Regions from separate parts of the Homo sapiens genome. Here region 2 is linked to region 1. The links are chromatin loops, found by intact Hi-C in ENCODE. Cell type or tissue: K562. All regions are shown on one strand.

Evidence for each region. Peaks named below come from ENCODE experiments on the same cell type or tissue, not always from the same donor. Only the 100,000 strongest peaks of a DNase experiment are listed, where the experiment ranks them.
Region 2: it touches region 1 in a loop (2.9-fold over the local background); 5 of 110 quality-filtered maps call a loop at or near these places.

Annotation. Positions count from the first base shown.
Region 1 is chr3:24,348,278-24,356,277 of GRCh38, reverse strand. The region is part of intron 1 of THRB (thyroid hormone receptor beta); the gene reads left to right. Among named protein-coding and RNA genes, the nearest start is that of THRB-AS1, 140 kb to the left of the region's middle. RefSeq lists a cis regulatory region at 4,082-4,099 and an enhancer at 4,018-4,162. In K562, no CTCF peak of the experiment used is centred here; DNase peaks (open chromatin) are centred at 3,887 and 4,297.
Region 2 is chr3:24,575,936-24,583,935 of GRCh38, reverse strand. No RefSeq gene overlaps it. Among named protein-coding and RNA genes, the nearest start is that of THRB, 85 kb to the right of the region's middle. In K562, a CTCF peak has its summit at 746 (motif pointing right); DNase peaks (open chromatin) are centred at 775 and 4,675.

The DNA of each region.
Region 1 (8,000 bases):
ACCTGGAGTTTTGGGGGCTGGACCACCACCACACCAGTGGACCAGAAGGGCAGAGCATCAAACCAAAGAGGATTATTCTCAATCCTAAAGTCTGATTAAATTTGTCTTGCTAGATTTGGACTTGCTCAAGATCCTTCACCCTCTCCTTTTTTCCTAGTTCTGTTTGGAATGGGAATGTCTATGCTGTGTCTTTCTCACCATTGAATTTTGGAAGCACATAATTTGTCTGGTTTCACAGGTTCACAGCTGGAGAAGAATTCTGCCTCAGGATGAATCATACCTCAAGTCTCACTCATATCTGATTTAGATGATATTTAGATGAGACTCTGGACTTTAGAGTTGTTGCCAGAATGAGTTAAGACTTGGGGAACCATTGGAATAGAATGAAGGTATTTTTCATATAGCTAATTTGTAGGAGTTTCCATGATAAGCCAGACTCTGATATACAAGTGCTAAGATTATAGAAACTCCTCCAGACCCACAGATGACCCTGCCATGTGTTTTTACTAATATACGTATACCTTGTGTACACCCTTTCTGCCTTCAGGTGAATGCACTGAGCCTCACTGCCCATTTGGCGTGACCTCACTGGCATCTCTCTGGTATAGCCAGGAAGGAATTACAGTGTAGAAAAATTGTGGTTTTTTATACTACTAAGTCTCTGTCAGCCACCTTACTGTCTTTTATGCCCTCATTCCTAAGTGTTTCGTTGTGTATTTCCTAAGAACAAGCACAGCCTCTTACATAACTACAGGCTGGTTATCAAACCCAGGAAATTCAACATTGATACATACTATTATTGAATTGACATCCTCTGTTCAAATTTTGTCCATTGTCCAATCATGTCTTTGGTAACAATTCTTTTTCCCAATTAGGATCCATTCCAGGATATCATGCTGCATTTGGTCGTCATGTCTCATTAGGCTCCTTTATTATACAGAAACATTTCCTCAGCCTTTCTTTGTGTTTCCTGACCTTGGTATTTTTGGAGGATACAAGCCAATTATTTTGTAGAATGTCTCCAGTGTGTATTTCTAATATTTCCTCAAAGATATGTTCAGGTGATGTGCCTTTGGAAGGAAACACCACATTAATGATCTCATGTCCTTCTCAGTGCATCATATCAGGAAGCACATGATGCCACTTTACTCCATTATTGAGGATGTTAGTTTTAATCACTTGGTTAAGGTGCTGTCTGTTGGGTTTTCTCATTGGAAAGTTACTATTTTCTTCTTTGTAATTAATATATGTTATGTGAAATTAAATACCTTGAGACCATACAAATGTCTTTTCCTCCTTAAATTTTCACCTCTAGTTTTAATATCCATTCTGCCTTGAGGAAGAGTTTTCCCTTCTCCTCTGTTTGTTTGTTTGTTTACTCATGTGTTTATTTATCTGTATCAATGTGGATTTATGGAGAAATCCACTTTTTTATCTTGAGCCTTCTGTGAGCTCCTCATTGGAGGATGGATGGAAAGGAAAGTCTTCACAGCCTTGGGGGATTCAAAATCTTGTTTCCAAACCAAGTTCTTTTAATTAACTTAGAAGTTTGCTCTTCACTTTTACTCATGAGTTGACACAGTAATCCTTTATTTGAGAGTGGAAATCCAGACAGAGCCGAAACTCATCCCCTCCTACCCTTCCATTCGGATTTCCTTCTCCTTCCTCCAGTGTGTACTCTCAGTAGCCCAAGTGTCAGTTCCAAATTCAGTAGCCAATGTCTTAGCCTAAGATTGGCAGACACTCTAAGATGTTGAAAAAGTTTGCTTTCCCAATATAGACAAGAAAACCCAATGGTGAGATCCTAGTCACTCATTATGCTTTGTGTGTTCTTCCAAAGTAAACATATTTCTGTCCAATTTGTGATAGCATTTGAAGTTCCTTTAACTTTTTTTTAACTTTTATCTTAAGTTCAAGGGTACAAGTTCAGATTTGTTACATAGGTAAATTTGTGTGATGGGGGTTTGTTGTATAGATTATTTCATCACCCAGGTATTAAGCCTACTACTCATTAGTTATTTTTTCTGATCCTCTCCCTCCTCCTATCCTCCACCCAAAAGGCCCTAGTGTGTGTTGCTCCCCTTTATGTGTCCATGTATTTTCATCATTTAGCTCCTACTTATAAGTGAGAACACGCAGTGTTTGGCTTTCTGTTCCTGTGTTAGTTTACCAAGGATAATGGCCTCACTGTTCACAATAGCAAAGACATGGAACCAACCTAAATGTCCATCAGTGATAGACTGGATAAAGAAAATGTGGCACATATACCCCATGGAATACTATGCAACCTTTAAAATTCTTAATAGAAGCATTTAATTGAAATCAGGGCACAAGACTACCATATTGTAAATGATGTACTTAGTATCCTCCTAAGATTTTTTTAATTTTAGCAATGCTTAGCAAGAGATTGAGATGACTTGCCCTCATCTTAGTGTTTAAAATTTGCTATGCATATGTGCTTTATTAAATATTGCATTATTTAGATTAAGAGATAAAAAACAAACCTATTTTTTAAAATTAAGGGGCTTATTAATACAAAGTTTTATAGGAGTTTTCTTTCCTTTGTTTGCTTTGTTTTGTTTTTATCATATGGAATCGCCTAATATATAAAGTCAGAGAAATAAATGATAAAACAGATTAACCTGCCTTTTTCCTTCCTGCACCTGGCAATGCAACACTGAGCCTTTGGTGATATCCACACTGACCTGCACAGTTCAGGAAAGTGACAAAGTAACTAGAAACCACATGAAAAATGAAGACACTTTATTTGACTTGTATGCTTCTGTGCTTGCTAATTCACAGTGAATTGTCTATGGTCCTAGCTTGAATACACAGCCTCATTTCTTTGTGCGACCTTCATTTCCTTGTCAAATGTCTATAGAGATTTGTCTATTGCTCAGTTTTGCCTGTAGCCAGCTGGGTGACATGAGTTGCTGTAGAACTGTGAAACTCTACACCAAGCAATTCATGGCTGTGTGACATTTACACTGACTGTGTGTAGGCTATCTAAACCTTTAGCGTTACTTATGGACTACAGTTTTAAACTATTCTACACATCCCACATGAAAAAAATATACAAGACAAAGAGTGTTTCTGACAAGAGGTTTTTTTTTTGTAAGTTGGTTTTTCTTTATGCAAATATACTTGGGGGGTAAGAATCCATGTTTCACTTTTACTCTGCATGTGATTCACTCTTGTGTTCAGTCTGCCTGCTCTCCTTGTTGAATTGCAATTTAACCCCTGAAGTTGTCATTAAAGAGAAAATCGACAAAATTTTATCCAGATATTTGTCAATCAATGAATGAAAAAACTAGAGTTTATAAAGAAATATAGTATTACATTTTTAAAAATAGCTTTATTTATCAAGCAATCAAAGCAATCTATACCTAAAGTGGGAATTTGAAAAACAAGGAAAAGAATAAAAAAGAAATTGAATATTCATTCTTAATTTCACTAGCCAGTGTTTATAGCTCTTCTTAATATTTTGGAGTGTTTCTTCCAAGTCTTTTTCTATGGATATGTAGTATATGTGTATGCTTAAAATATGGTTGAATTCATATTTTGTGTGTATAGTTTTTCATCCTGCTGTTTACATTTAATATTTTGTTGTGATGAATTCTTGCATTGTGCGTTTGTAGGTTTGAGTTTGAATGGCTGCGCAAAGACCTTTTAAAACCAACCACCCCGGTTTGAAATTTGCAGGCTGCTTCTGATTTCATACTGCTAAAACAAATGTTCCTGTAGACATCTGTGAAGGCAAATCTTAGACTGCATTTTTGGCTTCTGGTCCATTAAGCCCTGTTACATTCCTTGTCATTTTTGACCCTTTCTAGCTAAAGCAATGACCAGTCACGTTCACCTCTCTTCTCTAGCTCACAGCCCTATCCTCATAGGGACAGCATTACTGAACTGGACCATGGTGCTTGGCCTAAAACATGTTTTCGTTTCTTTGGTTGTTGAAGATAAGCCAGAATGGCAGCTTGCCCAAAAGTGATCCAAGAACTTTTGTATGGAAGTTTTGTTTAATAGTACTAACAGGAATGTTTTTAAAATAAAAGTTTTATTAAGGTTAAATTTGTTCCTGTGTTAGAAAGATAAGGTTTATTCTCACATGCCTGAACTAGTTCCTTCCAACATGTTTGCTAGCTTTTCTGTTGACACAAAATGTCAATGGCCTGAGAAAGACTTTACACCCTCAAAAGAGAGATAAAGGAAACTCAAGACCATGAGCTTCTTTATCACAGTGATACACATAGATGCTCACACCATTCTTCATTGTCAGTTGCAGAACCCTTTGTTCCTCTTCCAAAAAGTGTCTTTGTGTTTCTCAGAATGAGCTGGCTCACTCTCTCCCATCTGTCGGAAATGCAAGAGAACTTCATGGAAAGCAAGAGTATATAGGGTTCCCTGTAAGGTTAGAGGTGAGCTCCAGGCACTTAGTCCCGGTCACCATCTGCTCTCATGTGTCTAGCACTACAGACATTGTTACAGAGGTGGGACAGGAAGTGTCTGTCCTACAGGTGTTAAGCTTCTCATTCCCAGCACCTTGGGTGCCTTGGGATGACCTTTTCTCTCCTGTCTCTGCTCTGACTGATTTACTGTGTGACTTTGAGAGTGTGTTTTAAGGACTTGTTCTGGAAAAGATTAAGACAATTTCTAAAGATGCATACACTATAAGAAGTTGACCTAAATAAGAACAAAAGGTGAGAAGGCAAAGGAAAACAAGGCTAACAACAAATTGGAGTTTAGGCCAAATTAACAAAATGCATACCACTGTTCATTCAATAACATTTTATTGAATGCCTAATATGTACCATTGTCTAGAAGACAATGTTTTTCAAACTTCGTTGCAACACATTAATGGCCTGGGAAACCATCTTAGTAAGTGCCCATCATTTTGAAAGGATTAGGATGTGAAGGCAAGAACAGAATATCGGAGGGCATTGCACAAAGTAAGGGTATTATATCCTTTACGTAACTTTCAGATTTATGTGTGTGTTTGTGCATTAGGTCATGATATAAAATTTCTCTCTGTGGCCATGGCAAAGAAAGTTTTAAAACTACTGATCTAAGGGTATACACAAATTTAGGGCTGAGTTTTTTAGAAGCCAATGGGAAGAGAAAAAACTGATTTCTTGCATGATTTGGGGTGCTGATCTACAACTATACACAAGAAAAAAATTTCTGCTATTCTTCACCAAGAAAAAAAAATGAATAACATACTAAGCAGCGTATTTACAGAAAATCCTGAAAACTTAATGCTGTTTCTTTTAGCCTCCTCTTTTATACCATTTCATATAGATACTACATGCAGGGTGACAGCACCATGTTATGTCTGAAATTTTCCCTGATGTAAGCTGTAGGTCCCATCACTGTTCCCTGCCACATGTTTGTATTCTTATGAATGCTAAGTAGAAAAAAAAGTATTGATATTTCTTAAAGAAATTACCTTAAATAAACCTTTTTATTAAAATGAAACATACACACAGAGATGTACACAAATCATTAGCATACAGCTTAACAAATTTTCACAAAACAAATCCACCTATATGATCACCATTTAGATCATGAAATGCAATACTGACAAGAAGCAAAAACTCTCTTCACACCGGCTTTCAGCCTGTCCCCAAAGGAGAGACTGAACTCCCTGGAGTTCTAAAACCAGAGTTTAATTTTGCTTAGTTTTGAACTGTATATAATGGCCTAATATAGAATATACTTTCTTGTGTCTGGCATATTTTGCTCAATATTATGTTTGGAAGACTCTATCATTTCTGACTTGAATTGCACTGTATTACAAGTTTTAATCTGTTCTACTATTGATGAACATTTTAATTGTTTTCAGCTTTTCATTATTATGCAAAGAGCAGCTATGGACATTTTTGTACAGGTCTTTTGGTGACCACGTGTACACATTTCTGTTAGGTTTGGGAGTGAAGTTGCTGGTTAATAATATATGTGTATTCAGCTTTAGGAGATATTATAGAACTGTCAAAATGATTATACTTCACCAACAGTGTATGAGAATTCCAGTTTCTTCACATCTTCTCCAATACTAGGTATTGGCAGTATTTTTAATTTTAGCCATTCTGGTGGACGTGTATAGATATCTCATTGTGTTTTAAATTCACACTCTCCTGATAAATAATGAGGTCGAGCACTTTTTATATGTTGGTTTGCATTTGAGTATCTTCTTGTGTGAGAATATCCAAGTCTTTTGGCCATTTTATACTGGGTTATCTTTTTCTTAATGATTTATTGGAGTTCAATATATATTCTGAATATGATTCCTTTGTAAGTCATCTGTAATGCAATTATTGTTTCCCACTTTTCACTCTCATAATGGTGTCTTTTGGTGAACAGAAGTTCCTAATTTTAATATAATCTAATTTCTTACCTTTTCCTTTATTACCTCCTTTTAACATTTATTGTTTACTTATTTCTTTTTTCCTCTATTGTTAATGCTGTTTGTGTCCTGTTTAAGAAAACTTTGTTTACCCCCAAATCATGAATATATTCCCATATGTTATCTTTCTGAGGATTTCGTGTTTCACCTTTTACATTTTTACCAGCAACCCACCTGGGATTGATTTTCCTGTATCATGTGAAGTGAGGTACAAAAATATTTTTTACAATATGGGTATCCAGTTAACCTACCACCATTTATTCAGGACAATGCCCTTTCTCACCACAATGCAGTGTCACCTTTAATGATTAATGATGGTATATGTGTTTCTGTTTTTGTACTCTCTTTGGAGCTCTTGTGATCTATTTGTCTATCCTGTGTCAATAGCATACTGTTTTAATTAATGTAGATTTATAATCCTGTAACTGGTAGTGTTAAGTCCTCTAATATTCTTCTCCTTCAATTTTGCCTTGATTATTCTTGGCTCATTGCTATTTCACATATATCTTAGAATTAGTTTACTAATTTCCACCAGAAAAAAAAACCCAAGACTTATGAGATTTTGATAGGGATTACTGTATATTGAATCTATATACTAATTTAGGGAGAATTGACATTTTACAATATTGAGGCGCCCAATCTATGATCATGTATTGATCTCTTCTGCTTTTTCTCAGTAAAGTTTTGTAGTTTCCCATTTAGAAGTCTTGGATATCTTTTAAAAATGGATTTTAAAGTATTTGATATTTTTATGCCAATATAAATGGTATAATTTACTGAATTTTATTTTCTAAATGTTTGTCGTTGGTATATAGAATTCCAATTGACTTTTATATGTTGATCTTATATCCAGTGGTGTGGCTTTATTAACTTATTAGTTTTAATAATTTATCTGGAGGATATTTTGGTTTTCCTCATACACCATTATGATTTCAAAGAATAACCACAGTTTTATCTCTTCCTTTTTCAGTCTTTTTTTTCCTCATTGCAAAGCCTGCAATTTCTAGTATAATGTTTTATAGAGGTGGTTATAGAAATTATCCTTGAATTATTCTTAGTCTTAGGGGAAACTTTCAATATTCATCATTAGCATGTTTGTTATACAGTTTCATCAAATTGAGAGCGTTTTCTTCCAATCCCAGTGTGTTGTAAATTGGAGAGTAAATCCCCCTTGTGAGGTCTTTAAGGATCACTTCAGTAAGGCCATGGAAATACTATGAGAGGCATATGCAATTAAATGATCTGTTATGCTTGCAGGTCCTAGAAAGGAAAGCACAGCACATCGTGCAGAAGGCCGCATGGGAAAAGGGCCAGGTGAGCGGGCTCACTAAGTAACTGGGGAGCGAAGAGAGTGAGGACCTACAAACTGTGCCTCTTTAGTGGGTCAGGAAGGCATATACAAGGAAAAGGCATGAGGGGATTTCATTGGTGTGTTTGAATGTCACTAGGTGACATTCAGGGGAAGGAAAGAAGGGGGACTTGTGGCAGGGACCAGCCTTATTACACTAGTACAACCTGGTCACTGGGGCAGGGCGTGTTCACAATCTATTGTAGGGCTGTTCAGGCATTTTCAAAATTTGCCATACACCTAGTT
Region 2 (8,000 bases), 230 kb before region 1:
TTTAAATGGCAATGCTACTGCAGCCGTGATGCAGCAAGTAATCATCAGATATCAATATCTTGGGGTGAGTTAAATTATCAGAACTCCAGGCTAACAGGGCAAGCTACAGGTTCCCAAAGCACCCTACCTTTCTTTTCTTTTCTTTTCTTTTTTTTTAACACATTCATCTGTTTCCCTGTTTAAGTGGTTTGTCTCACTCACAGCCTTTAAGCTGTGTTAAGTGTAGGAGTCATGACTACCTTCTTCATCGCTATATCCTCAGTACCTAGCACAGAGTCAGACACATAGCAGTTGCTCTACAAAGATTTGTAGAATGGGAACTAAGAAACACATAAAAGTAGCAGCACTCTGGGTATGTGGATGAGGAAAGACTGAGAGCTGGACATTGGACTTGACCCCGGTACCTTGACTGGTAAGAGGAAGGAAGGTTTATGCACTGAACAAAACTAAGGAAAATTCCAGACAACAGGACAATATTGGCGGCCTGACATTAAAGGGCCATGGTCATGAAAGGAGAGAGGAGAGATACCATCGATCACAGAACCGTCTGGAATAGCCCCCAAAAGGATCCCAGCCATCACGCAGCTTCAACAAGATCCACCAGTGTCAGCCTCGGGGATCTGGAGTAGTTCTTCCCCAATCCCCAACTCCAACCCACCATATGCTGAATTGGACCGGCAATAAATGGAATTATGAAGGCTCAGCAAAAAATTCACCTTGGATTTATTTGAAAGCAGAAGCCACAAGAGGGCAGAATGAATGCTGAGGTTGGGGCTTGTTGCCTGTCCTGTCTCAGCTGCCTTCAGTGATGGGGTTGTGAGGGTAGACAAAAAGTTACTGGAATTTTAAATTGGGGGGTTTTAGCTCAAGTGAACTTTTTTTCAAATGCTAAAAATGAAGGACTATCTCAGACTGGAGAGTTTACAGAGTAGATAAATACTTTAGGCTGATTGAAGATGAAGGAAAACGGGTTTTAAGGCTGAGAACTAGAGAAAGGCCAGGTCTTTAGAGCTTAGTGAATGCAATTCCAAGGAGTTTGTAACTTTATCCCCTAGACCGCTACTACTCAAAGTGTGGTCCGTGGGCAAGCAGCGTTGTCATCACTTGTTCAAAATACAGAATCTGGAGCCCAGACCTATTGAGTCAGAATCTGCACTTTAACAAAATGCCCAGATTGTTTGAGCTCACATTAAACTTGGAGAGGCATGAGTCTAGACAATGGGGAGTCATTAGAATTTCATGTGGGAAGTGTCATGATAAATTTATGTTTTAGAAAGGGGATTGTAGAAGATTGAGTAGGGGACTGGCATTGAGCCACAGACCAGTTAGAAGGATATGACAGCTGTTTAGGCATGAAACGTTACAGACTCAAACATCAAAATGAGAATTTTTTTAAAAAAAGCAGAAGCAGCATATACAATTAAGATATATTTGAAAGATAGAATCAGTAGGACTTGATGGTATATTAATTAGATATCAGGTTTAAAGAGGAGAGAGGGGAGAAGTACAGTAGGTGTATAGATTGTTTGCCAGATAGGCCAATGTGGCAAATAATGATACAACTCTTTTTAAGATCAAGAATACAGAAAGAAAAACAAGCATAGAAATAAAGAACTATGATTTTAGCTTTTGACATATTGACATCTTAGGTATGCCTAGAAAGCAGGTGGAAACACTGGTGGGAAAACCTCACAGCATGACTGTGAAAATTAAATAAGGCACTGTAGCAAAAACACGTGGCAAATCATCAAACACTACAAATACATTAAATAGCATTTTAAACAACTTAGAGGTTTTTGGCCAGGAGTGACGGCTCACGCCTGTAATTCCAGCACATTGGGAGGCTGAGGCAGGTGGATCACTTGAGGCGAGGAGTTTAAAACCAGCCTTGGCAACACAAGACTCTGTCTCTATAAAAAATACAAAAAGTAACTGGGTGTGGTGGCACACACCAGCAGTGCTACTCGGGAGACTGAGGTGGGAGGAGCGATTGAGCCTGGGAGGTTGAGGTTGCAAGTGAGCTGTGATCACGCTGCTGCACTCCAGCCTTGGTGACACAGGGAGACTCTTCTTAAAAATAAAACTAAGATAAAATAAAAACAACCTATAGGCTTCTTTGCAGTATGCTTTCTTTTATATTATCATTTTGGTTAGGTAAGGAAGGATTAAGAGGCATCATTATTATCCTTGTAAACCCTAATTTGGAGTTCTAATAGCAGACATGAAGGTGAATATCCAGCAACAAGGACAGCAAGGAAGAAACCTAAAAGAAGAGGAATAATTTGCAAACAGTTTAGTGATGATTGAAAAAAGTAATATATACACAACCAGAAGTCACCAATAGTATGTAGTATAAACCTACATTATTAAATATGGTAGTAACTAGCCACACATGCCTACTGAGCACTTCAAATGTCACAAGCCAAACTGAGATGTGATGTAAGTGAAAAATACACACAGGAGTCCAAACACTTAGAAAAAAAAAGTGAAGTATTTCATTAATTTTTATATTGATTACATGATTAAATGATGGCATTTTGAGTATATTGAGTTAACTCAGATATATTATTAATGTGGATTTCATCTGTTGATTTTCATGTATATGGCTCATCTCTGTGCCTCATATGACATTTCTATATGACGGTGCTGGAATAGAGCATGACTACAAAACTGGCTGTTATTGAGTCTCCAGGATTCTTGCATCTCACTTTGGACACGTCTTCCCTTACATCATGTGCACTGACTCTCCAAAGGTTTCCCATTCCATCCTAACTCCTTTCTTTGCCCATTACTTCCCACCAGAAAGTAAAGTATAACTAATAGAAGGAGATGGTCTATGACTTGCCACATTCTCTTGGACAGATCTTCTGCTCTCTTCTAACAGCCTGTCTCTCAAATTTATCCATCACAATAAGTGATCTTTGAAATTGGGTTGGAAGGAAATCTCAAGATAATCTAATCCCATATCCTCCTTTTATGGATGAAAAAGCTGAAGGTCCAGAAATGCCAGGAAGTACACCTAAATGATATACTTCCGCTTGTACTTTCCCAACACTTTCTCCCCAGATAGACCTGGCTGTCCTGAAGCTGAGTTTTATCTTCATAGATGAATGTTTGTGGAAATATGTGGGAGGAGATATAATGCTGATTTGAACACTGCTTGGGAGATGATGGGAGGAGAGTTGAGAGGATGCATTTATGAATCCCCCATTTCATAAAATGAGTAGGAAGGCAGGTCATCTGGAGAGAGTCAGAGTGTGAGAGAAATTTAGAAAATTAGAAATTTAGAAAAAATCTGAGAAAAATGGACAGGGAGTCAACAAGAGATGAATACAAGGTTTGCCAAGCAGCGGAGAAGGCTTTGTCTCTGTGCGTCACAGTAGGTAGGTATTCAAATAGAATATGTTATAAAAAGAAACATGTAGGAACCACTCTGTCCTATCTCCCTCCTTTAGAAATAGTTGAATACTTAGGATACACATAATGGCTAGTAGCACTTACTTTAGTCATAGACTAGGAAGATATTTGACACTTCTGTGACACACCAGTTGTTTGACATCACCATCAGGCCATATTTCCTCTGGCTGGGAGAGATTTTCAAAATATAGAGTATATGAGTTTCCTAGTACTGCTGTAACAAAATACCACCAACTAGATGGCTTAAAACCATAGAAGTGTATTGTTTTCACAATTCTGGAGGCTAGAATTCTGAAATCAAGGGTTGGTGGGGCTATGTTCTCCCTGAAACGTGTAGAGGAGAATGCTTCCTTGCCTCTTGCTATCCTCCGGTGGTTTACTGGCAACCCTTGGCATTCCTTAGCTTGCAGCTACAAAACTTCAATTTCTGCCTCCATGATCACTTGATGTCCCCCTCTCTGTGTCTGCATCTCTGTGTTCTAATATCCTCTTCTTGTGAGGACGCCAGTCATACTGGATTAAGGGCCCACCGTCCTGCAGTAGGACCTCATCTAATTCATTACAACGTCAGCAACCCTATTTCCAAATAAAGTCACATTCTGCGGTTCAAGGGATCAGGACTTGAACACATCTCTTTGGGAGCCACAATTCAACCATAGCATAGAATATTCCTTCTCTATAGATGCATTACATTTGAATAAGACGTTTACCTAAGACTTTGGGTAAAAGTCCTAGATGAGATGGCATAGGTCCATTTCTCTCTGCTCCTCTCTGCCCAGTAAAATTATGAACCCTTGGAATAGCACAAGAGACAACCAAAGAAAAACTGCAAAAAGCATGAAGAAGAAGGTAAACTCGTTCGAGATCTAGAATTGGAGGAAAAACACAGCAGCAGGGTGTCTTACATTCCCCACCAAACAGAAAAAGGTGGCTCAGACCCAACATTTTCTGACTCTAAACAAGCAACAGAAGGCAGTCTAGGTAAGGTCATTCCTCCTATGGCTCGAACAGACCCTCTGACAACACCAGGTAAGCCTCTAGTCCCATTGTAAGAGCGGTTTGGTTGGGAGCCCCACTAACAATAAACTGGCCGGAGAAGTGTTCCCCTTTTCTGCTGTGCTTAGACTCCCCTCCCCCACCAAAAGATACTGAGGGGCCCAGCAGCATCAGCAAGAGGCATCTTACCACAACAAGCCTGGCCGAAGCTTCATTGCCTCCACAGGCCTGAGACTTCCCTCCACCAACCAGAAAAACAGGAGTGCCCATTAGGGGAGATCCTGCCACAACAAGCTCCTGGCCTGAGAAATGCTTTCTGTCTCCCACAGGCAGGCATGATCCTATCACTATGAGAGCGGGGAAACCTCTTTGTCCTCATGAGCCGGAGACTCCCTTCCCCCACCAAGAGACATCTGTGCCCCAGTGTGGAGAAACCTCTCCCACCCCTTAGGCAGCACCAGTAGGGATTAATAGAAGTTCCAGTGGCACCAGATAAACCCAAGCAGACCAAAATAACACCACAAAGACTTTAAAAATTAAACTGTCATTGGAACCACAGCCCACGATAGTATGCCAGGATCTGCAGGATAAAACTAAACAGAGTGACTTGCATGTTAAACTAAAAGATTTAAATAGGACCTAGAATCTCTTCACAAAATACACAAAATGTCCAGGATACAATAAAAATTACCTGTCATACCAAGAACCAAAAAAATTACAATTTGAATGAGAAAAGACTATCGACTGATGCTAATCCTGAGATAAATTGGATGTTGGAATTATCTGAGAAGGATTTTAAACCAGCTGTCATAAAATGTTTTTACAATCAAGTACAAATTTCCTTAAAATGAATGGAAAGAAAAGAAAACCCTAGAAAAGAAAGAGAAATTATTAAAAAGTATCAAGTGGAAATTACAGAACTAAAACAACAATAACAGAAATCAAGAAATCGCTTGATGGACTTCATAGAGTGGGACATGACAGAAAGTAGAATCAGCAAATTTGAAGACAGAAAAATAAAATGTATGTAATCTGACAATAGAGAAAAAATAGAGAAAAAAATGAACAGAACCTCAGGAATCTATGGGGCAGTAAGAAAAAATCCAACATTTAGATCATCAGAGTTATAGAAGGAGGAGAAAGAGAGTAAGACAAAAAGAAATATTCAAAGAAATAACAGCTTAAATTTTTCCAAATTTGGCAAAACACATAAACCTACAGGTCCTAGAAGCTGAGTCAATCCCAGACAGGACAAACTCAAAGAAATCCATGCCCAGACATATCATAATTAAACCTCTGAAAATTAAAATGAGACAATGGAAAAAAAAATCTTAAAAGTTATTGTTGCTGACGGACCTTATCCTTAAAGACTGAATAAGGGAAGTGCTTCAAGGAGAAATAAAATGGTAAAATAAAGAAACGTGGAGTCTCAGGAAGGAAGGAAAAAACGTAAAGAAGAGAAATATAGGTACATAAAATAGACTATCATTTTTCTCACGATTTTTATGAATTACATTTGATTATTCAAAGAAATCTATATACCATCTCATATTCAACACAGTATTTAGAAGTGAGGAAGGTAAAGGAAGCTAAAAGGAAGTTAGGTTTTCATATTCCACTAAGGTGGTAAAATGTTGAAACCAATAGACTGTGATAAGTCACATGTAATACTTAGTGTAATACTCAGGCAACCACTCTGAAAACTATACAAAGAGATACACTCAAAAACAGTGTAAACAAACCAAAATGGACCTCTAGAAGTATTCAAGTTAAACCACAGGAAGTCAAGAGAAAAGAACATGGGAATGGGAACCAAAGAAAACCAAAAAAGTAAATAAATACTATGGCAGATTTAATCAGTAAAAAATTAATAATTACCTGAAAAGTAAAGAATTTAAATACACCAATTACAAGGGACCCGAATACACATTTCTTCAAAAAAGAAATGCAAATGACCATCACATATATGAAAAAATGCCCAACACTATTAATCATTAGGAAAATGCTAATTAACACCAAAATGAGATATCACCTCACATTTGTCAAAATGGCTACTATCAAAAAGGCAAAAGATGACAAGTACTGGAGAGAATGTGGAGAAAAGGGAACACGTGCGTGCTGTTAAAGGGAATGTAAATTAACACAGCCATTATGAAAAACAATGTGGAGTTTGCTAAAAGAACTAAAATAAAATTACCACATAATCCAGCAATTCCACTTCTGGATATTTACCCCCAAATCTTGAAGTCAGTATATCAAAGAGGTATCTGCACTCCCATGTTCATTGCAGCATTCTTCACAATAGCCAAGTTATTGAATCAACCTAAGTGTCCTTCAGCATATGAATGGGTAAAGAAAATGTGGTGTATACACACAGTGGAATACTAGTCAGCCTTTAAAAAGAAAGAAATGTTGTCATTTGAAACAACATAGATGGAGGCCGGGCACGGTGGATCACACCTATAATCCCAACACTTTGGGGGGCCAAGGTGGGTGGATCACCTGAGGTCAGGAGTTTGAGACCAGCCTGGCTAACATGGCGAAACCCTGTCTCTACTAAAAATACAAAAATTAGACAGGAATGGTGGTACACACCTGTAGTCCCAGCTACTCGGGAGGCTGAGGCACGAGAATTGCTTGAACCCAGGAGGTGGAAGTTGCAGTGCGCCAAGATCGTGCCATTGCACTCCTGCCTGGGCAGCAGAGTGAGACTCCATCTTAAAAAAAAAAAGAAAAAGAAAAAGAAAAAAAAAAGAAACAATATGGATGGAATAGGAGAACATTATGCTAAGCAAATAAGCCATACACAGAAACACAAATGATGCATGTTCTCACTCATATGTAAAATTTAAAACAATTGAACTCAAAGAAGCAGAGAGTAGAATGGTGCCTATCAGAGGCTGGGGATTTTGGGTCATGGGGAAATGATGGTCAAAGTGTAAAAGACCCAAATTAGACAGGAAAAATACTTTTTTTGTTACTTTGAGATACATTGCACGGTGTGGTGAATATAGTAAATAATGTACATTTCAAAAATCACTAACAGTAAATTTCAAATGTTCTCACCACAAAAATTGGGAAATATATGAGGTGATGAATATGTTAATTAGCTTGACTTAATTATTCTACATTACATTCACAATATTCACTTTTTCCCCTTTATTTGAAAAGTTATACAAGTTAGGCCCCACACAGTGACTTACGCCTGTAATCTCAGCACTTTGGGAGGCCGAGGCGGGCGGATCACGAGGTCAGGAGATTGAGACCATCCTGGCTAACACAGTGAAACCCAGTCTCTATTAAAAATACAAAAAATTAGCCGGGCGTTGTGGCAGGTGCCTATTGTCCCAGCTACTGGGAGGCTGAGGCAGGAGAATGATGTGAACCCGGGAGGCAGAGCTTGCAGTGAGCCAAGGTCGCGCCACTGTACTCCAGCCTGGGCCACAGAGCGAGACTCTGTCAAAAAAAAAAAAAGTTATACAAATTATATTTTGTTATTTAACATTTACTACCTATATGGCCCATAAAAAATTTTTTATAATTAAGCTTTTAAATAACCCCTGAAGAAAATAACAATTACATTATAA